2 separate regions of the Homo sapiens genome follow, and region 1 is linked to region 2. Evidence: chromatin loops called from intact Hi-C (ENCODE). Cell type or tissue: left ventricle myocardium inferior. All regions are shown on one strand. Each heading gives the region's core, and the rest is flanking DNA. Links, peaks and the distances in the headings are about the cores only. Region 1 overlaps MAST4 (microtubule associated serine/threonine kinase family member 4). Region 2 overlaps MAST4 (microtubule associated serine/threonine kinase family member 4).

Region 1 (8,340 bases), core at 43-8,042, 43 kb after region 2:
AAGGTTAGAACAGTACTGTAAAAACTAGACAATGAAAACTGCTTTATATGCTGGTTTTTTTTTTTTTCTTCAAAGTTCTATCCATGGTGATGCAAAGAAGAGAAGGGTTAATTCCAATAAAGAAAGTCTGGAAGAGTTTAAAGGAGCCATTTGCCCAAGATGTTGAAAGATGAGCAAGAATTTGTTGGCTGGTAGAGATGGAGTGAGAGAAAGGGAATTCTCAGTGTATGGCTAGAGTGTGGGGATGTGTGTACTTCATTAAGAGAACATAAGGATGGAAAGGCAGAGGAAGGTCAGGAAGTGGGAGGAAGTTTGACTTTGAAGCCCTTTCAAGGGTTTTGAGGAGGATCTGTGTTATAGGAAGGTATCTTCAGGATTGTGAAGGATGAAGGTTAGAAGAATGAGCTCTTAGCCCTACTTCACTGTACTCTTGTGAAAACTCTAATTTGATACTCATGTGTTCTCAGATGATCTTGACCTTAAATGCAGGGCTACCACTCTCACCCAGAAAGCAGTTCTTAAGCTCAGGGAGCCTTTCAAGTTGAGATTGGGAGTTGTCTGTTATATTACTGGGGAGAAGAAGGGAGAGAAAAGTAGTTGCTCCTTTGGAGTGAAATTTTATTTTCTCTGTAGAAATAATTAAAGGAATTAAAGGTGGTAAAGTAAAAAGGTAAAAGATAGATAAAATTATGACACTGTAAAATGACCACTAACATCTAGAAAGGCCTTTCCCAGGTAAAACCTTAGAGTTGGAGAAGCTCTTACACAGATGAAGACAAGTTCTAGACCACTCATAGCAGCAGCATCTGTAATAGCTAAACATTTGAAGTAACCTAACGATCTATCACTTGGAAAATGGATAAATGAATTGTGGCATAGTTATATCCAAAACACACTGTGCACATAGAAAAGAAGTGAACACTACTCAGATTTGCGTGGATGAAACTCAAATATATTGTTGGACAACAAAAGCGAGTCACAAAAGAATATTATGTAAGCCTTTCATATAAAGTTAACATGCTACATACAATATTTTGTTTAGGGATATATATATATATATATGTACATGATATATATTATATATCCTATAATATGATTATATTCTATATATTCACTGTATTATATTTTATGTATTTTTATAATATAAGAGCCTAAAGCAAAACATGGTAATGTTAAAGATTGATTTCATGATAGTAGTTACCTCTGAGAGGGCATGAGAGGGATATAATTAGGGAGCGGGTGTAAGCAGTGGTAACATTGTATTTCCAAGGCTACGTAATGAGGATACATTACTTCTATTACTACCATTTCTGTTTGTGAGATTGATATTACACCCTGTCATTAAAATCCTACAGAGGGTCAAACAGTGCCAGATACCTTACTTGGGACATTACTCTAGCACTCAGCACAGTGCGCAGCAGTGTATGCTAGATGCTAAGTGAATGATGATTCTGTTTTTTAGTATATAATTCTGCGATTTAAAGATTTTAATCTCGCTCCTCTTTATAGTATTTATAGCAATTTCACCATCATTTATGTGCCTGTTGATTCATCTTTTATAGCTGTGATTTTCTTCACTTCTAATATTGAGACGACAGAACGTGGTGAAGACTTTAATGATCCTTTTAATTATTTTTATTTGCTTTCATAGACTTAGCTTAAGTTCTTTCTCCTTCAACATTAATATAGAATTTAATCAGAGGAATGGGCAGAGGGAAGCCTGTCATTCAGGTTCTAAGAGTGTTTTGTTTTTGTTTTTGAGACAAAACCTACCTCTGTTGCCCAGGCTGGAGTGCAGAGGCACGATCTCAGCTAACTGTAACTTCTGCCTCCTGGGTTCAAGAGATTCTCATGCCTCAGCCTCCTGGGTAGCTGGCATTATAGGCCATGCCACCATGCCCAGCTAATTTTTTTTTTTTGTATTTTTAGTAGAGAGAAGGTTTCGCCCTGTTGGCCAGGCTGGTCTCAAACTCCTGTGCTCAAGCAGTCCTCCTGCCTCAGCCACCCAAAGTGCTGGGATCATAGGCACGAGCCACCGCACCGCACCCAGCATTGTTTTTCTTTATGTTATGGAGCCAACATGTTGTTGTTCTCTCAGAGGCAGTGGAAGCCTGTCAGACTTTCTGTGAGAAGTGGCATTTATTACTGTCTGGTAGATTCCTATTTCTGTATAAAAAGAAGAAAAACATGTGAATACGATACAGGACCAGGCCCCACATCCTGATAACATGCAGTGCCTCTTCACCAGCCATGCCTTTTGCCTCACCCTTTCTGTTGCTATGTTCTCTATCCTGCGTTGGACAAAGAGTGTCAGGCGAGGTTTTCTAGGCATCTCCATCAAAATGAGAAGGAAAAACCTCCATCTCTCAGCACTTATTAACCTAAAAGATAAAGTTGCACTTTCTACTTTTCTTAGGTGGGGATTACATGAGCCCCACCAGTCATCACGGACACATCGTTTGTACCTATCAGATGTATCAGTAGAGATGGGGACATTAATTTGTGTAGGGGTGTCAGCAGTGCTCTGGGGAGAAAGAGATATTGGCATACACAGTGGTCTGGAGCATGTCTTCACAAAATAGTGTTTGTGGGGAGCCAGAGATTCCTAAAAGAACAGTGAATAGCACAGTCTCATTAAAAAAAAAAAAAAGAAGGAAAGAAAAGAAAAGAAAAGAAGGCATAGAAAATCACAGGCTCTTATGTCCAGGAAGATTCTAAGCATGAAAAATAATCCAGAAGTCTCAAAGGGAAAAGACTAGTGTACCTCTCTTACAATGAAAATTTCTGTATCAAAAACAAACTCAAAAGAAATCAAAGTATGAAAAATGTTTGTGCCCATGACTGATTGCCAGTTTACATGAAGAAATTGTGTAAATTGATATGAAATGGTGAATGCACCAATAGAAAAATGGGCAAAAGGTGCAAATAGCATGACATAAGGAAAAAATAGCCAACAAAACATGAAATGATATGTCATTGCAATTATAAAAAAAAAAAAAAAGTGGCCAGGCACAGTGGTCACACTTGTGATTGCAGCACTGTGGGAGACTGAGGCAGGAGGATTGCTTGAGCCCAGGAGTTTGAGCCTAGATGACATAGTGAGACCTCATCTCTACAAAATTTCTAAAAATTACCCAGGCATGGTGGCACATGCCTGTGGTCCCAGCTACTCAGGAGGCTGAGGTGAGAGGATCGCCTGAGCTGGGGAGATCTAGTCTGCAGTGAGCTATAATGGTGCCACTGAACTCCACCATGGGTGGAGGAGATAGTATCATTCACCTAGCATGGGGTCAAAAACCTTTTTTAATTGATAAAATTCAGTGATAGCAAAGATATGGGAAAGCGGTCCCTTTCCCATGATCTAAGGGTTGATGTGAATTAGTGTAACCATTTTGGTTAGTGGTTTTCAGTATTGGTGAATATTTCAAATGTGTTTACCCTTTTGCCCGGCAAATTAACCTAAAGGAATTTATCTTACTGATATTCTCATAAAATAACAGAAAATTATAAGTATAGCATGGCTTTTGTACCTAGCAAATGGAAAGGTACCAGTTTTTTATTTAAATTTTTCTTCAGTAATGGACTAGTTAAGTAAATAATGATTCAGGGGTGTAACCCAGCACTACATAGTTGTTACAAAGAACAAGGTGGGCTTTCATGTGCTGGTATTGGAAGGATACACAAGATACATTGTTAGGTGAAAACATTGCATGTTGTCATTTCATGTGCATCTGTGTTTTAGAGTGTGTATACACAGATGAAAGCACACTTGTATATTCATGCATAGTCATAGAAATTTGTGGAAAAGGAAAGGAGAAACTGTTAATTGTTTAGCGAATAAGAAAGTAGGGAAATTAGCACATAGTGCCTTTCTAATAAAAAGAAGGCTGTAAAAATAAAACCCATAAGAAAACAACATAATATCTGCAGTAGTTTTCTATTGCTGTAGTAACAAATTACTCATAATTTACTGGTTTAAACAACATGCATTTATTAATCTTACAGTTCTTCAGGGCAGAAGTCTGGGCAGGCTCGCCTGGGTTCTCTGCTCAGGGTATTATGAGGCCAAAATCAAGGTGTTGGTTGAGCTGGGCTCTTACCTGGAGGCTGGGAAAGAACTCACTTCCAAGCCCATGCAGTTGTGGACAGATTTAGGTCATTGCCTTTGTAGGACTGAGTTCCCCGCTTCACCCTGGCTATCAGCAAGGAGCTGCTTTTCAGCTCCTAGAGGCTGGCTGCCCTCTGCGATCTTGTAGCCAGCAGGGGCATATCCGGTCATTCTCGCACTTCAAATCTGACTGCTGCTCCTTCCATCAACCAGAGAAAACTCTTGCTTTTAAAAGGCTCACTTGGTTGAGTGAGGCCCCACTCAGATAATCTCTATACTTGAAGGTCAACTGACTTGGGACAATTACAGCTAAAAAAATCTCTTCATAGTAGTATTCATTTTTGATTGAATAACTAGGGGACTGGAATTTTGAGGAGACCATGGTTAGAATTCTGCCTACCACAGTAACACTTCATATTGTATTTTGATTTAAATGAGTAAAAGTAGGAGCTCTAAGAGTGATACTTAAGAGGATGAGCCACAGAGGAAAAGGAGATAAAAACTGAGACACAGTGACTCCAGGCTTTTAAAGTGCTTAGGTAGCAAATGTAGCCCTGTTGGCCAAAATACCTATTTTCTGTGTCTTCAAAAGTTGTTTTACTATGAATTTGCAGGTGGCTACTTTGATGTATTTTTAAAAGGGTTTCTGTAAGGAAGGATGGAAAGGAGTTTCACTTTTCTGTTGGGCAATTTTAGGAGTTATTAAAGATAGGAAATATCCCTAAATCTCTGTCTATGTGTATATATAGATTTAGGTTACAAAGAGACTTCATTTCTTAAGGGTTAGTCACCACTGTATTTATGCAGCTGTGTTCTGCTTGTTTCGGGTAGGCACATGGGGTTTGGGCAACAAAACAAAACATCCCGAATCCCACTCTTCAAAATGAATCACGTGAACATTTTCATGCATATCCCTTCATTATCTCCTCTGCCTCCCACCCCACAACCACCCATGGGGCTTTGACTTAACAAATAAAACTCAGCTTGTAACTTAGAGGGTTTCCAAGGAGAAACTATATGACATCATGTACATTTTTTAAACAGAATATCTTCATTATTTCAGACAACTCTTAAGGACCTTTCTCCTTTTGATTTCTTTTAGAGTCTCTTTTTGAGCCATACATGAGAATTGTTTGCAACTTGCTCACCTTGCGCTTCAGCTATATCAGTTCCACTCCCCTCAATCTTGCAACTCGTTCATTAGATGAGATACTAAATTGGACGGTGGTAAAGGCAATGGTTTTATAAACAGGCATGTTAATGCAAATAATTGAAAGTTAATAGTCTGGCAATAAGGTGGAGATAGGGAAAAATAAACAAGGCAGACTAATGAATTCAGAGAAGACAGTCTGGGGTAGAACAGGGTAAGCAGATATTCCAGTGTGCCAGAGATACTCCTGGGAGTATCACAATTTTTTTTTTTTTTTTTTTTTTGAGACAGTCTTGCTCTGTCGCCCAGGCTGGAGTGCAGTGGAGCGATCTCCGCTCACTCTAAGCTCCGCCTCACAGGTTCACACCATTCTCCTGCCTCAGCCTCCTGAGTAACTGGGACTACAGGCGCCTGCCACCACGCCTGGCTAATTTTTTGTATTTTTAGTAGAGACGGGGTTTTATCATGTTACCCAGGATGGTCTCGATCTCCTGACCTCGTGATCCACCTGCCTCGGCCTCCCAAAGTAGGGAGTATCACTATTATAACCCAGTGCCATCCTTGATATCAGCATGAAACTTTGTAATATTCTACTGCCCCAGGACTTTAACCTTGGAAGATGTGTAGTTGGGCCGTAAGGGATTTAGTAAAACCTGAAATTTTGGCACATAATGCCAACCAAGCACTTACTTGTTTACTAATAGGCGTGTGACTGTTTCGTTTTAAAATTTTAAGAGAGTTTATAGGCTATGTTGCCATGACTCTAATCTTCAAGGCTTGTTTGCTTTAAAAGTGTGAGTTTCTGATTATAACAGTAAAGCTAATAGTTTGTAAGATATACAAGAAATCACCTGGGAAATATAAATCCTCTATTAACCCATTACTTGGAGATAACCCCTATTACCAGTTTATTGTATTCTTCAGTCTTTTTTCCTGTATGTACTCTGTGTGTGTGTGTGTGTCCATCTGAACATGTGACTGAAATGCCTATGTTGAAACTTTTGTTCCCCCCTTATCACCACCAAATAGTACAGTGTTGAAGAGTCCATCAGTACAAGCCAAACATAATATCTTACTATTCGTAATGTACATGTTTTATTTCTATGGGATTTAGACATTTTCCATACTCATTAACCATTTGTATCTCCTTTTGTTATTTACCTTTATTTTTATCCTTGGTCCCTCTCTTTTGTTTAATTTTTATTTTATTGGCTTATAAGAAGTGAGAACTGATATTAATCTTTTATAATCTCACCAGTATCCTTTTTCAATTTGCCATTTCCCTTTTTATAACAGTGAGGGTTTTTTTTTTACTAATAGAAGTTATTATTTTTCATTTTGTGCATGTATGTGTGGTCCAAACTGTCAGTCTTTTTTTTATTCTTCTGATTTCTTCCAAGTTTGTTGTTATGTATAGTTGTACAGAGTTTTGCTTTTTTGACAAGACTGGTCTTGCTCTCAGCATCTCCTGCTCTGATCTCATTGCTTCCCCTCCCTCTTTCTGCTTAACAAGTTCAGCACCAGTGACGCATTTCTTTACCTTTTCATACTCTTAGTCTGTCAGTATAGGATGATGGTTTTCCTAAGCAGTGAAGAAGTTCTTGGGCAAAAAAAAAAAAAAAAAATCTGAATTCTTTCTAAACTGTATTGGTGAGCCTACAAAGGAAGGAAGTCTGTAAGCCAAATGGGCATTACAACAGTTTTTTCCACCTCCCCAGACTCCTGGAGTTGACTGATACACACACCTTTCTGCTCAGGTATTTGTGGTACCATCAGATTTTCATGCAGTGCTCAAAGGAGAGGCTATTACTTATGAATTTTAGTTTGCTGGTGAGAACAATTTAGTCATTAGAGATGAATGATCTTTAGGTGCCAGTGAAAGAATTCTCTTTATAAGATGAGGCTGGGCTGGGCGCGGTGGCTCACGCCTGTAATCCAAGCACTTTGGGAGGCTGAGGTGGGCGGATTACGAGGTTGGGAGATCCAGACCATCCTGGCCAACATGGTGAAACCATCTTTACTAAAAATACAAAAATTAGCCGGGCGTGGTGGCACATACCTGTAGTCCCAGCTACTCAGGAAGCTGAGGTAGGAGAATCGCTTGAACCCAGGAGGCGGAGGCTGCAGTGAGCCGAGATCACGCCACTGCACTCCAGCCTGGGCGACAGAGCAAGATGGTCCCCAAAAAAAAAAATGTGAGGCTGGAGACATGGCCCTGAGTGAAATATTGCCTTTGTTGTGTTTATTTTGTGACTTTCATTCAAAAGCCTTCAGCAGATTTTCCATGCTTGAAATATTATTTCCCAAATGTTTGAACCTGCTTTATAGATCTTTAATAAAAATGTTCATTCAGCAAGGCAATGACCTCCTTTAGCTGCATAGACATGATAGTACAAGACAAATAGTTCCCTTGCCTCTTTAAATTTAGGGAATAGGACAAAGGAAAATTAGGTGCTCATGGAGTCATAACAAATTAATTGTTAGCCTTAATAGGAATTAAGTTTCCTGGTGCCCCACATAACCACTGTTTCTTTAAAATAATATTAACTTTCTTTTTTGTTTTTTCAAAGGGATTTCTGACATCATACATTTCCTTTTTAAAAAAAAATATGTCAGTCTCAACAAAATCAACTTGTAAAACCTTATCTTCAGTTTAGGGCACCTTGCTGTCCTCCTTGTAGAGTGTCATTTTATGTTGGTAAAATAGGCAAATCATGTGGCTAAACTTTATCCAGGTGATTCCTTTAGTCAGCCATGGGTAGAGCATCATCTTGGAATCATCTAATTTTATTAAAACCTTTTTCACTGAGCCCCAAGATCAGATTTCTTATAGTGTGTATGTCCAAGCTATATCATTTCACAGTGCATCTGTTCTGTGACTTCATTTCATTAATAAGTTTCTCTGCATTACGGAGAATACCATCTTTATGTTCCATGCTGTACTCACTTTTTTTTTTTTGTCTTTAGCCTTTGTGTAATTGCCAATTGTTACTTAAGTAATGACACATCTTGCCCTTCCTGCTTAAGGAAAAGAATGATAAAATCAGATGGACTGACGTCAGTCAATGTGTTTTCCTAGTCT
Region 2 (8,340 bases), core at 112-8,111:
CAGTCCTTCTGTCATTTCTAGTTAGCTCTCACGTTGCTAATATTCCATGACGCCGTCCAGTAACCTGGGCTGCCCTTGCTCCTGACCGCCTCTCCCCCAGCCTGGTCAGGGATACCCCTAGAGCAGAGGAGAAAACTGAGCTCCAAGCCCAGAGCTTCCAGCAGCTGAGTGGCTCCTGTTGAGAGCCTGGCTGTCCCAACTGTGGCAGCATTCGCAGATTCTGGGCATCTAAGGCTTACCAGATACAAAGGATGGAAGCAGAAATATGCACAGTTCAAAAATGTTGCTTTTAGCTTCTAGTGTGAAACTTACAGTAGGAGATCACAGACTGTTTTGCCCCTGGAATATGTAGGTCTTTTGTGAGACAAGGGGGAGGGAGGAAGCGAGGAAAGAGTGAGAGAGAAGGGAGAGAGAAATGTGTGAGAGTGCAAAAAGTAGATTTCAAAAGAAATTCATTAAAAATAAAACATAAGAATTATGGAGCATATGCTGCATGGGGAGGCATGGTCTATTCACTGCTATTGTGTGTGTGTGAGAGAGAGTGTGTTTCTGTGTGTGTCTTCACTCAAGGCAGTGGTGGGAGTAGTATATTGATAAGTGCACAGTGATGGGTAGAACATTATATTCTCTAATGGTTTTGCTTGCTTCTCTTTACACATCTATCCTGTTATCAGAAGCTCAAGTAATACCTTTAAACAGGAATCGTAAGCTTCAAGATAGAGACCATTTGCCTTCTGGGTTAAAGATTGACAGGTGTTGGGGTCAAGGAATCATTTGAATTCCTGTGTGGAGATGGCCCATAGAAGAGGAAGCTTGGAATAGGACTCTATCTGAATAATTTGGGAAAGTCCTTCTTCCGTTGGTTGAAATGGAAATAGCTGGTGTCTCACACAGATGGAAACTGGAGGCCCTGGACCCCAGCCTCACCCTCCATACACACCCATCTCTAGTGTGAGTAAGCATGTTATGTTAATCTGAGCTGTCTTCACTACCTGTAACTAGTCATTTGGGAGTGACATCATGGTAACTGAGTAATCCTTTTGAAACTTACATAGTAGAGCCAAGATATTAAAATGGTCCTGGGGCTACCTAGATGAAAGTAGATACAAAGTGTGCATAAAATTGTCTACTAAAAGTAGAGTCAGTCTCTATCAGTAGGAACTTGGTTTTTGTGATAATGTGGTACATTTTGTAACTAGATAGATCTCAAAAGTTCATACATTGTAGTTCTGGTACTGTCCTTATTTCCAGGCAGATAGAAAAAAAGAAAAGAAAAAAATTCCACTAGGAACTTGGTTGTAAATTCTGAAAATGTTGATCTTAAACCTTATTAATACAATAAAAGGACCTGTGGGAATTTTAGCTACATTAATGTCTATTGGACATGCCTATTTGAGAAGGTAATTATACTAATATCACAACTGACATATCATGGTTTTATTTTAAAGAAAAAAGACCATAGCAGAGAATTTAGGCTTTGATCAGTACTTGAAGGTAAAATAGATTGGTAAGAAGAATAGGCAGTCATTACTGTATATCTCTTATCTGAAGCACCCCATTGCTTACTTTATTATAGAATCCTGGGAATTTTTACATTCTGCTTTGTGGTCCTACATTTATCAGTGACTGATTTTGTCAGAGTTTGGGGGCTCTTAGCAAACTGTAATTGCAGGCAGTAGTACAAGCAAAATGCAGATCTTGACATCTGGTAGGCCAACCACCATTTTTATTCTGAAGTTCTTGAATAAGCTTTTAGCTGTTCAAAGTAAGTACCAGCACCTTGTGCCCCTGGAAAGTTTCTAACCTGACATGGAAGTTCAAGTGGCAGTATCTTTTAGAGGTAGTATATTGGGTTCTGAGTGAAAAACCTAGGTGGAGGGAATGAGAAACTGAAAATGTGAAATTTGCTGAGGTCTCTTAGGGTCATAGAATTAGAAGGGGAAGAAAGCTGATGGATTTACCAGGCCCATTTTGCCACATGAGTATTTGTTGAAGCTATCAAACAAAATAAAAGCTGTAAAGAAGTATGCTTTATTCTATCTAATTTTAAATGTTACAGTGTATGTTTATGTCTCACGCTTTACTGGGTTTCTTCCTTAAGAGTCGTTATTGGAATATTATGTAGTCATTGACAAATTTCTCAGCTATGAAATCTGTAGAAAATCACTGGATCCATAGCTTACATAAAAATCACTTATGCCCCTTTCACATTAATGTTTTCTAAAATGCAATAGGATGGATATATTTAAATTGGGAATTATAATAATTTAAAAAGTATAAGTATAAAATGTTTTACTTTTATAGATGTATGAAGGGGTTGAGGGAAAAAATTATGTTTGGCATGGGAAAAACTGCCAGCTGAATAAAGCACTCGAGGAAATATGGTAAATGAAGCCTTTGTTACTGTAAAACAATAGGCATTAAGTGGCTATTATGTAATGTTATTTCTTATGTCTGATTTGAGTGGCTTGTTGATCTTGGAACTTGAGATATAATTCCTGTAAAAATATTACTTTCACTTGGCTAATCTCAAGACTTTTGATACAAAAATCAAAGACTTTTCCAAATAGATTACCTAGATCAGGAACTAAGTACTGGAGCTACTGAAGCTATGTCAGATTTTTTTTTTTTCCATGTAAGGACTGATTTTATCTACTTAACTATTCCCTATCCTAGTACCCTTCCAGATAAACACAAGTAATTTGCTAACCCAAAAACTGGTTTATTGTAAAATTAACCTAGGCTTGCTCAACCACTGCAAAGGGCAGGCATGTGGCAAAACAATTGATAGGCACATCAGTTGCCTTGGCAAGTTGAATGGATGATTTTAAGTTCGCATTTCCATAGTAGGTCCCTAAGCAGAAGGATTTCTCATCTTTGATGTCAAATGGCCTTAGTGACCAGTGGAGCTAAACAGATGTGGGATAATTTGGGTGCTTTAGGTAATAGTTCTTGTTATGGATTCTGCAAAATAAGCCTCTAAGCGTATGAATCATAATTTCCTATATGTTTTAGGATTTGATGTCTGGGGTTACGTATTTGAACCGTGGAATAAAAGTTGCCGTATTTTTACTGTGTGGCCTGTAAAACTTATTTGTAGCATTCTTTCTCAATAGATGCCTTCTCTCCTGTGAAGTTCAGGCAGGTTAGCCTTTGAAATCAAGGATTTTTAAAGTGAAAAATCAATAGTGACTTTCTTAACATTGGAATCCAGGCTTAAGATCAGAGACCTGCTCTCTTCAGTCCAGTTCTTGGATCTTACTGCTTTTAATGCTATTTTACCAGCATAGCCATGGCCAAAATGCCATTTTAGCAGGTAGACTTCATTTTTCTATAACATTGTGATTATGTATTATTTGATGGCTTCTTGTAGAGGAAGCTCTTTAATCAAGAGCAATTGTGGTTTTTCTTACCTTTTGAGATTTAACCTTACAATTAGTCTACCTTCTCACATCAGATCTAGGGTGATTTAGAGGTCAAAGAGAACAGATACTGAACTGGTTAGCTATTAATATGATACAACTTCTTTATGCCATTTCTCGGATATAGAGACATTCCATGGAATGGGTCCCAGGTTGGAAATCCATGAGGGAAAAGGGTTCTGACTCTTGGCACTGATAAACATATTCAGAAATGTTGTATTCCAGCCAGAGTAAATATATATGCCCTTTATACTTTTTTTCAGTTAGCAGAAGTTACTTCTAAACACTTATTTTGGCATTAAGGAAGCTCGTCATGACCTATTGTTCCAGAAAGATTATAGTCCTCGTTTTAAGCCAGTTCTTTAGTTCCCATGTAAGTGGCATGCCCAGCCTGGAGCTGAAGAAACAACCCCTGCTTTTCAAACCTTCCATTCTTATAGGTGTGTCCAGCAGGCAGTGGCTTGTAGCTGTTCCTTCAGCCACTTAACAGGTTTGATTTCAAAGCTTTTTAATAGAGAAACTAACATGTTTGGAGGGGATTCATGGCCCAACATTTATGGATTTTGTTGGGAAGTCTCAGGTGTGTATTTATCTTAAGTATATGTTAAGGCTATTAGACAAAAGTAATTGTTTGTGCTTTGCTCTGTTTTGTTTTTGCCGTCTAGTCCTAGACTGAATTTCTTAAGATTATCTTAGGGATTGGACTGGGAGGGAGTAGTTCCGAGTCCCGAAGGCTATATATCTCCACTTTCAGTTCCTTTTCTTTGGCTGCCTAAAGAGGAGCACTAAAGAGGAGTCAAGTGATTATAAATTCGGCCAAAAGACAGAGAAACCAAGAGCTGGACGATTAACCTCTGAAACATGGGAAGTTAATTACATTTACAAATACTTGGAGGGGCTATTTATGAGTCATGCATCTCTCTGTGACCCTTTTACTGCTTTGGGAGCTTGTGGATGAGGCTGAATCACTCTCTGAAACCTGATAACCTGATAACCTAGTTTGGCTAAGTTTGGCTTCTGTGAACAGGGTCTGAGGATTTATCACATCACGTCATTTTTTCATTTGTATGCCAAATATTTATTGAGTACCTTTTATGTGACCAGGGCTATGATTATCACCTGGGAAACAAAGATATGTATAGCATGATCCTTTTCTTCAAGTAGCTCAATCTAGTGGGCTTTAGACAGTAATACAAAGAATTAGAGTAACATGCGGTAACTGGTAGATCTGCCAACATCAGCCGAGGAGGAGGGAGGGGGAGGATATCTGTGGAGACAGTTTGATATAGTCTCATTTAATCCTCACAACAATTCTGTGAAGAATATGTTATTATATTTATTATACAGATGAAAAAATTGAGGATTAGAGAAATTACTTAACTGTCCCTAAATCTCACCACTAGTGAGTAGTGAATTTGGATAAAAACTTTACTATCTTATGGCCAAAAGAAATACAGCTCCAACAACATTCTAATTACTGAAAATAATATTTGTAAAGCAAGATTTTAGTACCTTTTTAATTTTATAGGACAGTACCCTCTTGGCAATTCAAAAGATATTTGTAGAATATAGAGCTCTGATAATTTTGATCTTTGGTACAGAAAATGCTGCTGCTGTCTGAGGGAAGAGAGTGAAAAATAGAAGTAGGTTTTACTTTGTTTTAAGATTGCTACCTGCTGATTCTCTTTCCTATTAATGGAAATTGTAAATGTATTCTGCTGTAATTTCCTCATCTTAAAGTATCACAGTTTATGATGGTATTTAAATGGGTTTGTGCTTTTAAATTGAAGCTTTACTTATGGTGTCGCTCTGCACAGCTGCTGTCTTCCAGGCCTTTGAATGATTAACACCCCATGCACTCAGGCTTATTTTCCTGAGCTTTCCCTGTATGTATTATAAAATCCTGCACATTCACATAAGTGTATATGTTATCTACACATTTCAAAATCCATGCCGATCTTGTAATAATGCATATAGTTCATCCCTTAGAAAGGACAAAAATTCTTTCTGATTATGGATGGCAATACAATGGGTATGCCAGAAAATATCTGTTGGGAGATTTTAGAGATGATTTACTTATAGGCTTCTTTCCTTTTAAAAAATGTAATAATTCGTCTTGAAGGTGCTATTGCTAACTGTTTTTAAGGAGGAGATGACTCGATGGCACTCAAATACACCTTTTCCTTTGAGAAAATTGCTGTGTTTAGAGAACGAAAAAGTAACTGCTTTGTAATACATAAAACAATTGCATAAGAATAGACTATAAATAATCTACAACACACAAAGGACACAAATATTGTGTCCAGAATTCTCTAAACCACACACACACAGAAAAACTTTACTGGCCATCTCTTAGCTTTTGGTGATACAATATGTGAGCTGTTTTTGAGGAATAGCTGCCCCTACCTAAGGACGGAATGAAAGAAGTCTTCCCTTTAGGAACTTTGTTAAGGGTTAAAGAAAGTGTGTCTTATTACTATTAACCTAGGCCTAAGAGTTACTCAGATGTGTACTGACACAGGGTTTACCACTTGTATCAGGCAACTAGGTGTTAGTTTTGTTTTGTTGAGACAAGTTTATTGAGATACAATTTACACATGGTAAAATCATCCTTTTTCAGGTATGTAGTTCAATAAGTTTTAACAAAGTTATGTAGCTAACATACAAGGAAAGATATAGAGTATTTCTTTCTTTCTTTTTTCTTTTCTTTTTTTTTTTTTTTTGAGACAGACTCTCACCCTGTCACCCAGGCTGGAGTGCAATGGTGTGATCTCAGCTCAGTGCAACCTCTGCCTCCCAGGTTCAAGTGATTCGCCTGCCTCGGCCTCCCGAGTAGCTTACAGGTGTGCGCCACTATGCCCAGCTAATTTTCGTGTTTTTAGTAGAGACGGGGTTTCTTCATGTTGGTCAGGCTGATCTGGAACTCCTAACCTTGTGATCCGGCCACCTCGGCCTCCCAAAGTGCAGGGATTGCAGGCGTGAACCACCGCACCCGGCCAAGTATTTCTATTACCTCAAAAAATTTTACATAGATTGAGCAGTTTGATAATGCTAATATATGATTAGAATAAGACATTTTGTTTTGCTCTCCTTTCCTATTTTACAACTAAGCTTTACATTTTACTAATATTTCACAATTTTTTCCTAATATCCTTTTTCTATTCCATCTAGGATACTATGGTACACTGTGTCATCCTCTTTAAAAATCATTTTTATGAGGAAATGATTAACACATAGTTAGATTACATGGTGATATTGTCAAGTGAAGTACCAGAAAAATGCATCAGAATGGGATACTTGAAAGATAAGCAAACTAAATTGTGTGGTCTACTGTTAATATGTAATAGCTCGTTTGGACAGACACAGTTGCTTATGCCTGTAATTCCAGCACTTTTGAGAGGCAGGAGGGTCATTTGAGCCCTGGAGTTCAAGACCAGCCTAGGCAATTTAGGGAGAGCATTGTCTCCATAAAAAATTTTAAACATTCGTGCCTGTGGTCCCAGCTACTCTGGAGACTGAGGCAGGAGGATTGCTTGAGCCCGAGAGGTCGCAGCTGCAGTGAGCAATGGTCGTCCCACTGTACTTCAGCCTGGGCAACAGAACAAGACCCTGTCTCAAAAAAAAAAGTCCCTTTGATACTACATAGATGAAAAACTTGTAAGAAACCAGATAAACAGATTTGACTAGCAGGAAATTGTTAAAAATAATTTGGGGGTGTTTATTGGGGAAGGAAACAGGGCCTTGACAGTGGAGGACTTGGAAGACATGTAATTTAAGATATAGAGTATGATTGTTGGAAAATAAGCATGGAGATCCAGAAGGAATCTTAAGAGTTTTTCTATGCAAGTGAAGATGGAAGAAAATATGTATTTTACAAAAGATAAATTACAAGTACCTTATTTGCTTTGCAAAATAACTTATCATGTTCTTCCACTATTTTTATTATATTTTAATTTTAATGAAACTTATATAACATTTACACTAAATTTTAAATACATGGCTCAAGACAAAAAAATGGGGAAAATATTTTTTAAAAAATCACCCCAAATCCTGGTACTCAGACATAACCACTATTACAAACTTGGCAGAGTAATATTTTTCCTGTCTGCATGTGTGCACACATGTGTGCATGCATACCACAAAGTAGATGTTTTACTATATCTCCTGGTTTATTATCTGCTTTTTTCCCTTAATAAGATTCTTTTAAATGCCCAACTTTGCAATGGTAAGATTTCTAGAAATTTTTAAAAAACCTATAATATACAAGAAGACTGGGGCGGGTTGATGGTAAATCCTGGGGCACATTGGAAAGGCGTCCAGAGGCCGCTGTGCTAATTAATGCGCAGCTGCACCCATTGTGGGCATGTCCACAGCCGGCTTCCTGGTATGCAGTGGAGATGGGCCCATTGACACTAGTGAAGGGACCCTGGATGGGCTCACATTTCAGGTCCTGTTTTTCTCCAACTGTATTTGGATCTCTCTTGAAATGCTCCCTTTAAAAATACTAATGCTAGCTCAGAAACACTCCAATTACCATCTCCCCACAGGCTTAAATGTTAAACCTCAAGATCTAAACTTTATCCCTTATGTATGTGAGCAGGCTTGCCAGATGGCAGGCCAATTAATATATTTTTGCAAGGTGTAGAAATGTTTTTTCTCCATAGGGGAACAATGAATCCATCTGCTCCACATCTTCCTTTCCCCTCTGTCTTTTGGGGAAAACCATTATTTAATTTTCAGACATAAGTTGTGCAACTTTGTAAGTGATACTTTCTGCTTTTTTAGGGAAGTAGCTTTAATAATTGAAACTTTTTTTTAAACTCTAAAGATGTGAAGAACCCTGTCATGGACTAAAATATATGGACATCTAAGTTCTATCCGGGGAATTACTTTTTTTGAAAGTTGGGTATATAGAGTC

What was found. A loop is a pair of places that touch in the nucleus more often than their neighbours do. Peaks named below come from ENCODE experiments on the same cell type or tissue, not always from the same donor. Only the 100,000 strongest peaks of a DNase experiment are listed, where the experiment ranks them.
Region 1: it touches region 2 in a loop (1.9-fold over the local background); 19 of 110 quality-filtered maps call a loop at or near these places.

What each region holds. Positions count from the first base shown.
Region 1 is chr5:67,054,956-67,063,295 of GRCh38, forward strand. The region is part of intron 5 of MAST4 (microtubule associated serine/threonine kinase family member 4); the gene reads left to right. Among named protein-coding and RNA genes, the nearest start is that of MAST4-AS1, 55 kb to the left of the region's middle. RefSeq lists an enhancer at 4,012-4,554. In left ventricle myocardium inferior, for the core only: a CTCF peak has its summit at 4,287; a DNase peak (open chromatin) is centred at 4,236; H3K27ac peaks cover 2,393 bases.
Region 2 is chr5:67,011,477-67,019,816 of GRCh38, forward strand. The region is part of intron 4 of MAST4 (microtubule associated serine/threonine kinase family member 4); the gene reads left to right. Among named protein-coding and RNA genes, the nearest start is that of MAST4-AS1, 11 kb to the left of the region's middle. RefSeq lists a silencer at 3,545-3,839. In left ventricle myocardium inferior, for the core only: no CTCF peak of the experiment used is centred there; no DNase peak of the experiment used is centred there; H3K4me3 peaks cover 2,712 bases; H3K27ac peaks cover 5,878 bases.